Regions from separate parts of the Homo sapiens genome. Here region 2 is linked to region 1. Evidence: read pairs that join two places in POLR2A ChIA-PET (ENCODE). Cell type or tissue: K562. All regions are shown on one strand. Links, peaks and the distances in the headings refer to the core of each region. The heading gives the core; the rest is flanking DNA. Region 1 overlaps TRIM72 (tripartite motif containing 72). Region 2 overlaps ZNF267 (zinc finger protein 267).

Region 1 (5,375 bases), core at 1-5,000:
TATGTTTATCGAGCGTCTTGAACGTTGAGGAAGCCAGCCAAGAGAAAGAGCCTGATGCCAAGGTCACACTGGTCCCTGCTGCTCATGGGGAAGAGAAGGCCCCCAACTAGATGTCCCAGAACTGGCCGCTCCCCACTTACTTGCTGGTTCACACCTTCTTTGGTTTTAGCGCACAGGGCATTTCTTGGGCTCTGGAGTAACCACTGAGGCCAGAGTGAGAGTCCCTCTTCCCTGGAGGGAGAGGCCTTTGGGGATCCAGACAGGCTTCTCTCCTGAGGGAAGACGCTGGCCTGGGGTCACTCATTTTCACGGGGAGGGTGTGCTGGCGGGATGGGTGGAAGGGCCTGGGGCCCCGGCAGCCCATTGCGGAGGTTTTCTCGGGAGATGGTGGGTATGGGACTAAGGGTGAAAGGGAAGTTGTGAGTTGGGTAAGAAAGGCCTGAGGATCTGGCAGGGGAAGGCGGCACACCTGGGTGTGTCTCCCAGAGGAAGGCCTGTGGAGCCCTGGCTTCAGGAGACAGAAGAGAGGATTAACGGTAGAAGCTCTTTCATGTTAGAAAATAAAACAATATAGCTAAGGGATTATTTGGTTGTAAAATCCAACACCATTAATAAAACTGTTATATTCTGACTCCTTCCTCATTAAATCCACATGAAAAGACATGTGACCTACTGCAAGGCCTCCTAATTGCCCTCCAGCCTTTAATCCTGACTTGGTAATGTTTCCAAAAATGCAAATGTGGTCACGGGACTCAGTTGCTCAAAACTTTCAACAACTCCCTCTTGCCTACAGGATAAAGCCCCCAGTCTTTGGCTTAGCATTTGAGCTGTTCTGCCATTTTTTTTGTTGGTTGGTTTGTTTGTTTTGTTTGAGACAGAGTCTCGCTCTGTCGCCCAGGCTGGAGTGCAGTGGTGTGATCACCGTAACCTCCGCCTCCTAGGTTCAAGGGATTCTCCTGCCTCAGCCTCCCGAGTAGCTGGGATTACAGGTGCCCGCCAGGCTGGTCTCGAACTCCTGACCTCAGGTGATCCACCCATTTTGGCCTCCCAAAGTGCTGGGATTACAGGCTGGCCTTCCAGCTTCATCTGTTTTTAGTTAAAAAACAATTTTTTTTTTTGAGACAAGGTCTTGCTCTGTCGCACAGGCTGGAGTGCAATGGTGTGATTGTGGCTCACTGCAGCCTTGACCTCCTGGGCTCACATGATCCTCCCACTCCAGCCTCCTGAGTAGATAGGATGGCAGGCACCCATCACCATGCCTGACTATTTTTTATTTTTTGTATTTTGGTAGAGATGAGGTCTCACTATGTTGCTCATGCTGGTCTCGAGCTCCTGGCCTCAAGCGATCCTCCCATCTTGGCTTCCCAAAGTGTTGGGATTACAGGTGTGAGCCACTGAGCCCAGCCCAGCTTCATCTTTTATTTTATTATTATTTTTTGAGATGGAGTCTCACCGTGTCACCCAGGTTAGAGTGCAGTGGTGTGATCTTGGCTCACTGCAACCTCTGCCTCCCAGGTTCAAGTGATCCTCCTGCCTCAGCCTCCCGAGTAGCTGGGACTATAGGCAGGTGACACTACGCCTAGCTGATTTTTGTATTTCTAGTGGGGACAGGGGCTTCACTATGTTGGCCAGCCTGGTCTCGAACTCCTGACCTCAGGGGATCCCCCAACTCGGCCTCCCAAAGTACTAGGATTACAGGCTTGAACCGCCGCGCCCAGCCCCAGCTTCATCTTAAAAAGAAAAGTTCTCTGTTTTAATATCTAACAGGGCAAATATTGAAAGATAAAACCACATAACAAAAGCTCTTTGGGATCCTAGTGTTGGGGAAAGGCTGCTGTCCATTGACTGTCACTGAACTCTCTGTCATTGCTCAGGCTAAGGACTGGCCACAGTGAGGGAGGGACCTGTGGTCTCCTGTGTTGCTCCTCACCCTGTAGACTGTGGGCTGTGGGCTGTGTCCAGCCTCACCTTGGATCACCGCCCTGTGCATGTCTACACTCTGGCTATGCTGAACTGAACTGCTGGGGTCTCTGCACCTCCTTTTTTTTTTTTTTTTTTTTGAGATGCAGTCTTGCTCTGTCGCCCAGGCTGGAGTGCAATGGTGCTATCTCAGCTCACTGCAACCTCTGCCTCCCAGGTTCAAGTGATTCTCCTGCCTCAGCCTCCGCAGTAGCTAGGATTACAGGCACCCACCACCACGCCAGGTTAGTTTTTTCATTTTTATTTGTATTTTTAGTAGAGGCGGGGTTTTGCCATGTTGGCCAGGCTGATCTCGAACTCCTGACCTCAAATGATCTGCCCGCCTCAGCCTCCCAAAGTGCTGGGATTACAGGCATGAGCTGTCGGGCCTGGCCCCTGCACTTCTTTTTTAGGAATGTCAGTTCCCTCCCACTTATCCTTCATGGCTCTCCCAAAACACCACCATTTCCTGTCCTCTCTTGACCTTCTAGGCCTCCAGGAAGAATCAGTTACTCTCCTCTCTGGATCGCCCAGCAGCTCCTCCACCATGTGTAGCCCACGGCATTGAATTGTCTACACACAGGCCATGGTGTCTGGAGGGATGGTGGTATCTGAGACCCAAAGCCTCCTTCTGAGGAAATGGGTACTCTGAGAAGCAGATGCCAAGATAGGATTAAATGGGCAGAGATTTTAGGAGGGAAGATGCCCATGTGAGGGAAGATGGGGAGGGCCATCAGACCGTGTCGCAAGTCTGCTGTTCGTGTGGGAGGGAGGGAGGGAAGGCTCTTGTGGCGTCTCCGGCAGCCAGAGCCACCGTCCAAACACTCCTGTGCCTTCCGGGACCCGGGCTGGCTTTAGTCTCCCTGCAGAGCTGAGTAATGTATGCTGCCTTTTGTTGGAATTATATCAGGAAACTTTCTTTCGAAGCTGCCACAGGTTCTTTCTGCGTATAGTTGCCCCAGCTTGAGCTGCATGCATTGAAGGAAATGGCCCATGGCTGACTGAGTGAGGTGGGCTTTGTGGGAAAAGCTGCGTAATCCAGGTGGTCCTTGTCGGGTGGGGCTGCCTGACCCAGGCAGGGTCTCCCTGGGGATGTAGGAAGGTGAAATGTGAACAGAGAAAGGAGTTCCTCCAGCACATGTGTTCTAAAGCACCAGCGTCCCCTCCGTGAGTCCCTCCTCTCCACGGGAACGCTGGAAACCCCCAGAAACTGGCTGCCAAGACATTTCCTGTGTTTCCTGACATCTTTAGGTAGCATAATAGCAAACTTGAACCTGCCAAGGCCATGATAAAACTGCAAGCAAGAACATTTATCGTGGCCAGGTGCAGTGGCTCACGCCTGTAATCCCAGCACTTTTGGAGGTTGAGGCGGGTGAATCACCTGAGGTCAGGAGTTCGAGACCAGTCTGGTCAACATGGTGAAACCCCATCTTTACTAAAAATACAAAAATTAGCCAGGCATGGTGGTGCATGCCTGCAATCCCAGCTACTCAGGAGGCTGAGGCAGGAGAATCACTTGAACCTGGGAGGCAGAGGTTCCGATGAGCTGAGATCGGGCCACTGCATTCCAGTCTGGGTGAGAGAGTTAAAACAGGAATTAAAAGAAATTAAAGAATGTGTAAGCAAAAACTCAGTTGTATGTAAGAAAACCCCATTCACCCTGAGGAAGAGAAAGAGCTAAAGTCCTTTAAAAATTAACTGCCTGTTTTTCTGTGGATAGTGAGCCTTATCTCTCTCCCTTTCCCAGGCATTGTGAAGACCCTGTTTCTCTAGCTGTGCAGCTGCAAGGTCACTAGGCAGATAAACTCAAGTCATAAAACATGTTTTTCCTTGAAAAGTAAAAAATGATGTAATGCATGTCTCAACTGAATAACTGTCTTTGTTTCTTGCTTCTGTAATATGCTTCCCCCTGCACAGATCTCCCCCTGCCCCACAAAATGCTTAAAAGGTAACCGGAGCCGGGCGTGGTGGCTCACGCCTGTAATCCCAGCACTTTGGGAGGCTGAGGCAGGCGGATCATGAGGTCAGGAGATCGAGACCGTCCTGGTTAACATGTTGAAACCCCGTCTCTACTAAAAATACAAAAAATTAGCCGGGCGTGGTGGCAGGCACCTGTAGTCCCAGCTACTTGGGAGGCTGAGGCAGGAGAATGGCCTGAACCCGGGAGGCGGAGCTTGCAGTGAGCCGAGATGGCGCCACTACACTCCAGCCTGGGTGACAGAGCGAGACTCCGCCTCAAAAAAAAAAAAAAAAAAAGGTAACCGGACTCTTTGTTCAGGGCTCAGTCTTTTTGGATGTTAATCTGACCGGGCCAGTGCACCTAACTAAATAATAAATAATAAGTATCCTCCTCAACCTCTTGGTCTCTCTGATTCCTAAATTATCCCACTGCAGAATGAGACTCTGTCTCAAAGGAAAAAAAAGAAAATTTATTGAGACCTTATTATGCGTCAATAGCTCTCTATTCAGAATCTCACTGATCTTCGCAACCCTGGATCTCACAACAACGAGAGCCCCACTAGGTTGCCTCTTTTGTTTTGTTTTGTTTTTTTTTTGAGATGGAGTCTCACTGTCTCCCAGGCTGGAGTGCAGTGGCGTGATCTCGGCTCACTGCAACCTCCGCCCTCTGGGTTCACGCCATTCTCCTGCCTCAGCCTCCCAAGTAGCTGGGACTACAGGCGCCCGCCACCATGCCTGGTTAATTTTTTTGTATTTTTAGTAGAGACGGGGTTTCACCATGTTTGCCAGGATGGTCTCCATCTCCTGACCTCGTGATCCGCCCGCCTCGGCCTCCCAAAGTGCTGGGATTACAGGCGTGAGCCACCGCGTCCGGCTTAGGTTGCCTCTTATACTGGGTTCACGCATCCCCTGGGTGCATGACAGTCTGACCACAAAGGACCCCGGTCCACAGAAGCATGATGCATCTTGGAGTATCGACTTTATGCCAATATTCTTCTTCTTGATACTGGTGGTGGTGAGAAAGTTGGGTAATTTAACCAAAAGTAAAAATCAAGATGTCACGTTCCCATTAAAACAAACATAGAGTACAGAATCTGTGTGAATTTTCAAGCTAAAACAAGAGATGTCGCTCTCCCTCTCCCTCTCCCTCTCCCTCTCCCCATGGTCTCCCTCTCCCTCTCTTTCCACGGTCTCCCTCTGATGCCGAGCGGAAGCTGGACGGTACTGCTGCCATCTCGGTTCACTGCAACCTCCCTGGCCTGATTCTCCTGCCTCAGCCTGCCGAGTGCCTGCGATTGCAGGCGCGCGCCGCCTCGCCTGACTGGTTTTCGTAGTTTTTTGGTGGAGACGGGGTTTCGCTGTGTTGGCCGGGCTGGTCTCCAGCTCCTAACCGCGAGTGATCCGCCAGCCTCGGCCTCCCGAGGTGCCGGGATTGCAGACGGAGTCTCGTTCACTCA
Region 2 (5,375 bases), core at 259-5,258, 650 kb after region 1:
GAGAAGGGACTGAACACTGAGAGGAAAGGAGTTCTGAGAAGAGACCCCCTCCCCGACCCAGCTGCCACCACATGATTCCCACCCACTCCTGAACATACCAACTAGGCATTGACATGTCCCCGTCCATCCCAGGAGAAGGCTTGACTGTCAGGAATTGCACCCACAGCACCTTTGCTTCCGGTTTCCTGCCAAAAACCCACACAAGTGCCTGAGGACTCCTGGCTTGTTGTAATCCCAGACACTGAATCCGTAGCAGCAGCCTAGTTTCTCCATCAACCTAGGCTTGTGGACCATCCAATCATAATCTCATCTGCCTGCGTGGACCCAGGGATATGTCAGAGCATAGTCCCACCTGGGCCAGTATCTGTAGCACAAACCAGTCCTTCCACCAACTTGGTACTGCCCCCTGCTCATGGCTCAATAGCACCTTCCTCTCTTCTGCCTTTTACTTCCCCACAAGCCCCTTCTTTATGTGTACACGGTGTTCCCAAGGTCACCCCACAGGTGCCTGAATCCAGCACCTATTGGAACTCAGATGTCTGTGAGCTCAAGACCATGGCGCTAGATCTGGCTGTTGTAAGAGCAAATACAAATTAGAAATACAAGACTTAATCCTTCTTGAAAATAAGGAAAGAAATTTTTCTTTTTTTTTTTCTTAAAGCATTTACTTTGGAAAACTTTCATATGTAAATTATTTTTCTGTTTTACAACCTGTCTAAATCACTCTTAACAGCTAAATAGGCCATTTGTCAGTCTTTTTGACTCAGTACTGCCTTTCTCTAGGAACTGGGAATCATTGATATAAAATGTAAATAGCAAAGAAGATAGATCCATATCCTACAGTTTCTCTAGGAGGGCAGGCACCTGGCTCCAAGTTGCAAATCTGCCTGTCATAAAGACATGAAGTTTATTTTTCCTTTGACTATAGCCAATTAAAAAACACAGATGGCCTCCCAATTCCCAGGTGAATTTAGGATGAACTCTCTCTGACAAATGGTGCTGTCAGGTCTTCTATTGAGGACTAATTATGGTGACTTTTCACCAGTGGGTATTTTTCTAATCTCTTAGCAGGTTGCCTATCATTCCTTTACATTCTGGGCTAATTATGTCATAAAACAGTTTTCTTTCTTTTCTACCACTATGGATAGTTTTTCTGGGGTTGGAGATGATTTTATGATTTTCTTCTTCATTATATTTTTCAAACATTGCCCAGAATTACTACACAGAATATAAACCTGTACGATGCCTGTAAGACTTCACTCCAGTGGGTCCTTTCCCTCTTTGATTTCTGTTCACAACCCACATTTGTGCAGCAAAGTGCCCATTGCCCCGAAAATCTGCAGGCAGAATGGTCTTTCTGCTTACTTGGGATCTTCAGTCGCTTCTAGAATAGTTTGACTAGATTTCTATAAAAATAAGTTTACAGGGCATCAGTTAGCCATTCCAGCTCTGTCTTTCCATGCCCCTGGCATCTTCAGACCTGAAACTGATTCAGAGACCATGGGGGCTGGAAACCAACCAGGCACACACATACATTGAGCAGGCCGGAGAATCTCAACATTCCCTTCATCCTCTTGCCCAAATGCCCATGAATGTGCAGAAGGTGCATGCCACTTCCCTGCGCCACCAGCACCTAAATCTGCAGCTGTGAATTCTGAACCCAGGTCCTGAGGTTCTCCAGGATGTGTGAGAGCAGCCTTCCTGAAGGGCTGTCTCCTCTAGTTTTCTTCACAGCAATACACAAGAATTGCAGAGCCAGGTTGATTCCACCTGGGGTCTGCACATAAAGGCTGGTCTCCACCTGGGATCCACAAGACAGGGCCAGACTTTGGACTCAGGATATATAGAAAATCCAGGGGACATTTTCTGCATTGTGAGAGATCAACATGGACTTTGTAAAGCCCTACTTTTGGAGTGAGGCCCTCAGAGTTTTCAAGACCTTGTCCAGTGAGCTACAGCAGTTCTGTGAGTGGTTCCTTTTTATAAACAGAATCTCGTGGCAGAATCTGTAAGTGTAAAGCAGCACCTTAGCAGAGGGAGGGTGGGGCCACCACTGTCCAGAGCCATGAGTAAAGCTATGCCTACCTGTGAGCTGTGTTACTGGAGTAGGGTAATCTTGTCCTTTCTTGTACCCAAGAGTCAGCTGATCAGGTATAGGTAATAACATATCTGGATCCTGGATCTGTGGCCCTACTATGACAACTCAATTTTCTATTCTGGTTCCACAAGGACAACTTGAGTCTTTCCTGCCTGAATCACTATTGGGTTTTCATCACACAGTTACCAGGGACTCTCTTACCAGCACCTAGGGGACACTTGGTTATATATCCTGTGCAGGCAGGGGACAGGCTGACAACGGGCTAATCTTGCTTCCGTCTCAGAGGGAGAAGAATGAGTCATCAGGGTTTGTTTCTTTTTTAACAGAAGGAATCTCCTTATTTGGTATCCAAGTGGGAGTTGCTCCAGTTTTCTAATGTGTGGGTGAAATACAAGGAGGAGTTCTGGAGACTCATACTGATAGGTAAACCAATTGCTTCCATTTCATATGGCCACTAGGAAAACAGATGCAGCAGCCATAGTCCCTACCATCCAGGAACTTTCAGTCTAAAGCAGACGGATAATGGTTGAATTCAACATCATGTGGTCAGGAGCAAGAATGGAGGTGTACAGGGAACTTGGGCTTGATTTGGGACACTGCCCTTATGTTGACGTTGTGAATTCTGATGTCACCACCCGAAGGGCCACCCGTGGACAAAAGAGTTGTTATTATAATTATTATTTATATTGATTTTTTCTTGTTAAAGATAATTATGTAGCTACTAATATAATTTTCGTAGAAAGCCCTACATGTTTTGGTTAAATTGCTTGTTGCATGTTACAAAATAGGATGAAGCTTAAACTATTTAAACAAGGCAAACCATGGGAGTCAAGTTCTTGTTGGTCAGGCTTAGGAAAGACAGCTGAAAATAAAGCAGCAATGTAGAGATGAGAAGCCTAGCCCAGCCCCTGCCCCAGCTCTGCCCAAATCCAGCCTCTTCTGAGCCTGGTCCAGGTCTGTCCCTACCCTGGAGCCTCCCCTCACAGAACTGACTAGAGGAGATCAGATTTCTGGGTGGCCGCTGCTGCCATCTCTTCAGAGGTGGTGCTCACAATTTCCCCAAACCCAAAAGCAGGTAAATGGGAGCACAGGACTCACTTTTTCAAAATTATTTGAAAATTAAATTTTTTTCTTATTGAAACCAGTACCTTTAGAAACATTCCACCTGGCAACATCTTTTTCATTTCTGCAGATCCAGTAGTTGCTTCACAAGTTGTCACAAAGTCAGTATAAAGATATAAAGAGAATAATGAGAAATTCTTTTTCTTCTTCTTTTTTTTTTTTTTTTTTTTGAGACCGAATCTCACTCTGTTGCCTAGGCTGGAATAGTGTCATCTCGGCTCACACAACTTCTGCCTTCCCGGTTCAGATGATTCTCCTGCCTCAGCCTCCCGAGTAGCTGGGATTATAGGTGTGCCACCATGCACAGCTGATTTTTGTATTTTTAGTAGAGACAGGGTTTCACAATGTTGACCAGGCTGATCTTGAACTCCTGACCTCAAGTGATAACACCCATCTTGGCTTCCCAAAGTGCTGGGATTACAGGCGTGAGCCACCGTGCCCAGTGGAGAAATTCTTGTGAACTAAACTTGACTCCTTCCTTTCTGTATCCCTCCCATCTGTCTATAGTTAGCTTTTATAGTGATAGGGAAACAAGAAGAAATAGAAAGGCTGAGCCATTATCTAAATCCTGCTGGGAATTATGGGATACTTAGGACCCATATCCCAGGGGTTTATATGGCTTAACTCACACCATGTGATGTTCCCAGCACAGTACATACTGTGAGCACATAGTACAAGCTCAATAAACACTGCTTTAATGCATGTATCCGTGCTGTTTTCCAAATGCTGACTTAGACATAACTGTCTTCTCCAGTCTCTGTATCTGTAGACTTTAAATGGCTGGCAAAGGGTGTGATCTTTCAGGACAGTGGTTGGTGGTCCTCACTGTGAACGAAAAGTATTTTTGTTGTGATTAGAGTATTGGGCGTAAGGGACTCTGTGCTGTGTCTGCTTCCTCTAGCTGAGTGCTATTGATAATGGGTCTAGGAGGAGCAACATCAGCATTGACAGGGGACTTGTTAAAGAAGCCAGTTCATGGAAACTTTCCAAACCTGCAGAATCACATTACTTAGAGGGGGCCCAGAATACCAAATGATATGTATGCGTATTGAACCTTGAGAGGCAATGCTTAGCTAAGTGATTCTCAGCCCAGGCTTCTAAGTAGGGTCACATAACCAGTTTGAAGATCTATGGTCACCTGTATCTTCCCCCACAGATTGTTTTTTTATGATTATATTAAGATTATGATTTACTGTTCCCCTCCGCCCATATCACAGCAATGATTATGGGCCCATCTGTGCATTAGCACTGGTACCAATTTGTCTTATTACAGACGATGCTAACTTCATTCACTTGGTGCAGGTGCTCTCTGTCAGATTCCTTCGCTATAAAGTTAATCATTTTTCTCTTTGTAATGAGTATCTAGGAGGGAGGATTTACTGAGTGATGTCTATAAACCATCACATTTAATCCAGAGACTCCCATTTCTTTTTGGTTTCCCTTTGCTTGTAGCTTTCTTTGCAGAGTAAAGGCTCTCACATTTGTTGACAGGAGATAACAGCTTTTAAGACTGGAAGTTCTGAAGCAGGTCTCAGTTCTGTAGGTTTCCATTTTATTTCATCTCATGTCACAAGCATATGCTTATTTATTCTCTATATTTTCAGAGAAAGAACAAGAATTAACATATAACAAATATGTCTATTGTCTTAAAATTCTAAAATATATAATAGCACATAGAATAAACATAACAAAAACTTGAAAAAAAATACCAGACTCAGAAACAAGAGCCTTTACTTTATTTCATTGTATGTATTGGTCTTTATAAAGGCATCACAAAAAAGGCATCACCCACAAAGAGTTTTATAGTTTTTATACAATTTAAAATATTTTTAAATTTTATTTACACAGAAATATTATCTTACTTTTAGTGTGTATATAGTTACCATTATGTGCACATATGCACATAAAATGAAAGCATTATTCGATCACTATTGTGTGGCTGCTTTCTTGTTTTCGTTACTCAGTTACGAAATCTTCTCTGAACATTCTGTTAAGGTTGTCTCTGTATATTGGCCGGTATGTCCCTTTGAGATAAATTCTAAATCAGATAAACTGAGGCAAAATACAAACTACTATGTAGCAAATATTTGGAAAATAATTTTTATATAAGAGGAAGAATATAATTTTTCTCAGATTATTTATTGGGTTTTATATA

What was found. ChIA-PET counts read pairs that join two places held together with the same protein. Peaks named below come from ENCODE experiments on the same cell type or tissue, not always from the same donor. Only the 100,000 strongest peaks of a DNase experiment are listed, where the experiment ranks them.
Region 2: POLR2A ChIA-PET joins it to region 1 with 6 read pairs; 2 of 35 experiments call an interaction of 5 or more read pairs at or near these places.

What each region holds. Positions count from the first base shown.
Region 1 is chr16:31,226,530-31,231,904 of GRCh38, forward strand. It overlaps TRIM72 (tripartite motif containing 72), which reads left to right. Exons shown (of 7, transcript NM_001008274.4): 7 at 1-5,008. Among named protein-coding and RNA genes, the nearest start is that of PYDC1, 12 kb to the left of the region's middle. In K562, for the core only: no CTCF peak of the experiment used is centred there; DNase peaks (open chromatin) are centred at 2,732 and 3,655; H3K4me3 peaks cover 255 bases.
Region 2 is chr16:31,878,301-31,883,675 of GRCh38, forward strand. The region is part of intron 1 of ZNF267 (zinc finger protein 267); the gene reads left to right. Among named protein-coding and RNA genes, the nearest start is that of ZNF267, 7.2 kb to the left of the region's middle. RefSeq lists enhancers at 1-291, 1,744-2,244. In K562, for the core only: a CTCF peak has its summit at 2,343; a DNase peak (open chromatin) is centred at 2,351.